Regions from separate parts of the Homo sapiens genome. Here region 2 is linked to region 1. A link is a loop called in an ENCODE intact Hi-C map of the cell type or tissue named here. Cell type or tissue: PC-3. All regions are shown on one strand. Links, peaks and the distances in the headings refer to the core of each region. The heading gives the core; the rest is flanking DNA. Region 1 has its middle 44 kb from the start of LINC01473. Region 2 has its middle 170 kb from the start of LINC01473.

Region 1 (2,926 bases), core at 280-2,779:
GTCTTTAGAAAAATGATGCTTTCCCGGATTTTGAACCAAACTTAGTATAAGAATTTTTTTTCCTCAGAGACAAGCCGAGTAGGTGCCCAGGTATCCCTGAAAAATATTACTGCCCAACTTTCCAGAGTCTCAGGAAACCTGTCTTCTCATCATGTCACAGCCAAACAAAACAGAAGTAGTAAAAGACCAAAGACATAAAATAGGGGAAGCAGTGAATCTAATCAAGGAAAGCAGTGAAGGTGAAGTTCCAGGACAGCATGAGTGCAGGTGCTGGAAGGGCACCAGGTCCAGTTCTGAACAGAAAAATGCAGAGCCATGGAGAGTCCCAGAAGAAAGAGAATTCTATACCTGTTTATAGTTTTGGGTTTTTTTTTACCCTTCCCTTTTTTTATTTTCATTTTTTTTTTAGTTGTCTGATGAGGGTAGACGTAGGTGAAATTGGAGACAATTTTTTGGATTTCTTATTAAGGAACAAGAGTTTGGACTTTGAACTGCTATTATTTCTTCTATTTTGTTATTTAGAATTAAGCATTATTGCTATTTTTGGTGTTTCACTCAGTCTAAACAGTAAAAAGATTGCATGCTCAAAATGATATAACTCAAGAAGACTTTACTAAAACGGGACAAATTATAAAAGTGTGATGGGCTAAAAAAAAAAAAAAAAAATCCACAAGAGACAATAGAGACCTGGAGCTAGCAGTAGCAGAGCTTGGCCCAGGAGATGATGGTGGAAGAAGTTATCAAACTCAGGAAGAGGAGAAATGCGTGCACAACAGCACACTGGGAAAGGAACAGTAATCTTTATTTAAGGTATATGACTGACCTAAGGGAAAGGGTCAGGAGAATAAATGCTAAACTTCACTATTGCCCTTCTCTATTTCCTGCTGAAACTCACTACAGCCAAACCCAGCTGGAAGCCAGTAGCCAGGGAAGTACAAGTGACAGTCTCCCCAGGAAAGAGAGGGTGGGGTTTGTCTAGAAAGGAAATATTTGGCCCAAATGTCATCCTACATTTCTTATATTTTCAATGGGTGCTATGTCCTGTGTTCCTCTTATCTGAAAATGTTTCCTTTTGTAATTTATATGTAGAATTTTAGTAAGTAGGTTTAAATGTAATCCATTGATTCTAGGCAGGAGGAAACGCTCAAGAGGCATCTTTGGTGCCAAGGTAAACAGCTAAAGCTCAAATCTTTCCCTGGCCATGGCTAGTAGTTTCAAGTTACAAGAAACCAAAAACCTCTGAACTCTACAGGAAGAGATGTCTTTGAGTGCAAACATTTCTGAATTCAAAGTACACAACTTAGAGGTAAGCTGACTTTATGTTGGAAACACCTGTAGTTGTCTTGGTACTGGAAGGCTGATGCAACTGGGAGGGGAGTATGAAATATTGCAGTTAGTTAAGAGGGAGTCTGGAGTTCAAAGATTTCTGGTTATTATTTCTCTCCTTTTGTTTGTATGCCTTGGTTAAAATGAGCTATGTGTGAGACATCCATAACTAAGCCCCTTCAGTTTTTTGCAAACATAATAAATGATATCACCACTGGCTTCAAAGCACATAAAAACAATACCAGGGTTCATGTTATATATGTTGCCACAGGAGCACAGGACTCACTGAAAAGGAATCTGGGTGCTGGTTACAAGTTCATTCCAAAATTGCCATGAAAATACTGATAGCTGTATTTGCTACTGTTTTTCTTAGTTGCTTTAAACATATGATTATCCTTAACTGATAGGTTATGTAAAGTGGGTGCAAAGTGGGTCATTTGTGACTTTAAAAGATTGCAAAATTAAGCAAGATAATTATCAATGACCTGACAACTTCATATTACACATAGAAACCTGAACTTCATTAAATAGAAATGGATTTATGCCCAGAGAGTCTTATTGCTTTTGTTCTGCTTGACTGTTCACTACCTACCCTTTGCAATGGTGTAAACTACTCATTAATTTTGTATATTTGATTAGTGACAGTTTCCATTCTCAAAATCCTTGTGATGAATTACACGACACAGTGGAAACAGCTATAGAACAAAACAAAAACACCACATGTGGTCTGCTAACCAGTCTCCTGTCAAACAAAATTGGATGCTGCGTTCCCATGGTTTCCTTTGAGCAGTAAAAGAGAAAATGAATGCTCAGAAGCACCATTTCTGTAAATTGCTGAAAAATCTTCATATTAGTGTAGCCTAGAAAATATTTCAGTGGCAAAAAAGCTACAAGGAAACCAAGTTATACATTTTTTTTTTTTTTGGCTAACACAAAGAAATACATTCTTTACAAGAAAATGGAGCAGAAATAATAACAATAGGTCCATTATTCTCATTCAGTAATAAATCCCATTTAGGGAGAAGGTATTTTAATGAGCAAATGCTTTATTCTACCTTGTGGTTAAATAAGAATTTTTAAATGTCACATATACTGAGTAGAGAGCTAGAGTGAGTATCAAACAAAAAGAAAGGACCTGGCCCTTTGAGAGTTAACCTCCTGAAATTAATGCATAATGGATGAAATTAATCATCTTCAGGGGCCTCCTAACAAGAAGGGACGTTGCCTAGGACAAAGCAGGAAGACTAAAGCCTACAAATCTAATCATCTCCATTAGAATTTGAAAGACAACTTTTGTTTAATTAATGGGAGAAAGATACCTAAAAGAAAAAGAAAAAAGGTCACTTGTGACTAGGTGGATTCTACATAAGACCTTACAAAAGTGGGTTCAGGAAATAGGAATTTGGCAGGGTTTATCCCAGATTCTCTTTTTTTTTTTTGGTTCTTGAGATGGAATCTCTCACTGTCGCCTACCCTGGAGTGCAGTGGCATGATCTTGGCTCACTGCAACCTCCACTTCCCAGGTTCAAGCAATTCTCCTACCTCAGCTTCCTGAATAGCTGGGACTGTAGGCATGCACCACCATGTCTGGCTAATTTTT
Region 2 (2,926 bases), core at 108-2,607, 130 kb after region 1:
GAGGCTCACGCCTGTAATCCCAGCACTTTGGGAGGTCAAGGCAGGTGGATCACCTGAGGTTGGGGGTTCAAGACCAGCCTGACCAACATGGAGAAACCCTGTCTCTACTAAAAATACAAAATCAGCTGGGCATGGTGGCACATGCCTGTAATCCCAGCTACTTGGTAGGCTGAAGCAGGAGAATTGCTTGAACCAGGAAGGCAGAGGTTGCCTTGAGCCGAGATCATGCCATTGCACTCCACTCTGGGGAACAAAAGCAAAACTCTGTCTCAAAAAAAAAAAAAAAAACCCAGCCATGTTGGTGGCCGGCGCCTGTAATCCCAGCTACACAGGAGGCTGAGGCAGGAGAATCGCTTGAACCTGGGAGGCAGAGGTTGCAGTGAGCCGAGGTCACACCATTGCACTCTAGCCTGGGCAACAAGAGTGAAACTCTGTCTCCAAATAAATAAATACATACATACATACATACATACTAACTCACTGGGAAACATTCCTGATTCGGCCTAATTGCCTTGCCTTTGACATCCTACCGGTCAAACCAGTCAGTGACCTGAATTAAGCCCAGCTGTTTGGCCCACATTACCATGCTAATGGCACCTGGGATCTAATTTACATCTGCGTGTCTTCACTGTTTGCTTCTTAAGTAAATACATCTGGGAAAGTTCTATACCTACAAACAAGCTTCCCACCAATCTTGTTTCCTTGCCTATAAAGGATTTTGCAAAGATTGCAGTAAACTTCTCTTACAAAATGTCTCATAACAAGTACAGAGGTGTCAACAGCACTCTCATTATAAAAAGAACTCTGATTTAACAGATGAAAGTGTTAAGAAGGCATTCTATTAGTGACATCCATTAATCTTAGGTTAAAGTGTATATTTTGGCAGTTTATTTTCTCTGCTTTAAGTGAACAATTAGTTTAATCAAAGTCATTTGTGAAACAGTTTGATTTTTCTTAATTAATGTCTGCTAAATTTACTTATAATAGACACACTCTGTTGCTAGAACCAAAACAGATATATTGCATGGTTATTAATTTCCAGTTAGCACTGTACAAAATTATTGAGTTGGAATATTTTCTGCCAATGTAGTTTTATTATTTTTTTTTCAAATGAATAATGTGGGAATGTAACTGGCACACCCATCCAATGAATGTAGTAGTTTTTCAGTGCCTGTCAACTTGAAGACAGTGCTTCCTTCATGAGACTCCAGAGAAAATTTAGCAAGATTAGGAGACACACAATGTAACTACAGTATACTTTTTTCTTTTACACATTCTGTACACAATAGTGACATCTTCTGGTTGACTGGAATATAGATGTTTGGGCCAACGCTTTGAAACCATGTCTTAACTCCTTTTCTAATCAAAACATGCTTTGCTTGCCTAAAGATACTATGGGAAATATCCCTGAATCAGTAGTAAATCATCTTTTAATAGATACCATCAAAATTCCAATTTAAGTTTTTTAGAATAAAACATAATAAAAGAACATACTTATTTTTTTCAAAACAAATTTATGACTGGTTAATTGATGAAATTAACTGACCTTAAAAATTCACTTGACACAATAAACAAGTCTGGTTTTTAAGCATCTGCTATGGAAATTTCACTTTCTAGGAAATTTAGTGACCACTGAAATAAATAATAAAAAAGAGAAAATTTCACCAAAATGATATTTTCAAGTCATTTCTAGTGAGCAGTGAGAGAGATTTGGTGGTCTGGGAGGAGGATGAGCCTAATGCTAGTGATATTCCTTTCCTCTCTGACTTTTTTCATAAAATTCTATCTATTCCTATGCAGAGCATCGTGGTCCCTGGGGATGCTTTAAGGGTGCTGTTCTTAGTGCTAAACTCTCATTTCACCTATGCAACCCTCTCCTAGTACAGGCAGCCAACCCAGAGCAGCACTGCATTCAGACTGGTTGTGGTGATTTCAACCCCAGGGTCCCAGGATAGCAATCTCTTCCATGAGGACTGAGCCAGGCACTGGCAGCTAAATATAAAATACTTATCTTATGATCCCTTTCCCCAGACTATAGGGGAAGGGTGACCTCAGTAATTTCAAGGTGATTTTCTTGAACCTCTCTTACTACAAAAGATGGAGGGTACTACATATACTTGTCATAAATCAATTAAGTATAATAAATACCAGAGAATTCTAACCAAAGACTAATGCAAACTTAACTTCCTATTAGAAATTATTCGTTAAAAACAAGAGGAATATTTAAGAGAAATAGAATATTGTTCCATCAGTCATTAATACAATGAAACAATAAGCATTATAAATTCCCATAATGCAATTTTAAAAGATAATTTAATCTTATAGAAATATAATCTTGGCCGGGCTGATTATAAAAATATAATCAGCACTTTGGGAGGCTGAGGCAGGCAGATCACCTGAGGTCAGGAGTTAGAGACCAGCCTGACTAACATGGAGAAACCTCGTCTCTACTAAAAATATAAAATTAGCCAGGCATGGTGGCTCATGCCTGTAATTCCAGCTACTCAGGAGGCTGAGGCAGGAGGATCACTTGGATCCGGGAGGCAGAGGTTGCAGTGAGCTGAGATCACGACATTGCACTCCAGCCTGGGCAACAAGAGCAAAACTCCATCTCAAAATATATATATATAAAATCTTATAAAGAAAATATATGTTATTTAACTGGTTTAAATAACAATAAATCAGAGAAGCTTATAATTAAAATTATACTAACTATATTTATCCTATCTTGTGGATCAGCTAGTATCTCTTTTAGTAATGACAGCTCTTCACAATCTAGTTATTGTATGTCTAAATGGATATTTGTAAAGAACAAATCGTGAAGATTTTTAATATGAGAAAATATACTGAAGGGAGGAGGAGCACTGCTAGGAAATATATATATATATATATATAAAATATGTATGTGTAAGTATATACACTACAT

The links. Peaks named below come from ENCODE experiments on the same cell type or tissue, not always from the same donor. Only the 100,000 strongest peaks of a DNase experiment are listed, where the experiment ranks them.
Region 2: a loop joins it to region 1, with 4 times the contacts of the local background. A loop is called at or near these places in 2 of 110 quality-filtered maps.

The regions. Positions count from the first base shown.
Region 1 is chr2:186,128,939-186,131,864 of GRCh38, forward strand. No RefSeq gene overlaps it. Among named protein-coding and RNA genes, the nearest start is that of LINC01473, 44 kb to the left of the region's middle. In PC-3, for the core only: no CTCF peak of the experiment used is centred there; a DNase peak (open chromatin) is centred at 1,403; H3K4me3 peaks cover 1,186 bases; H3K27ac peaks cover 2,500 bases.
Region 2 is chr2:186,255,453-186,258,378 of GRCh38, forward strand. No RefSeq gene overlaps it. Among named protein-coding and RNA genes, the nearest start is that of LINC01473, 170 kb to the left of the region's middle. RefSeq lists an enhancer at 234-890. In PC-3, for the core only: a CTCF peak has its summit at 1,294 (motif pointing left); a DNase peak (open chromatin) is centred at 1,309.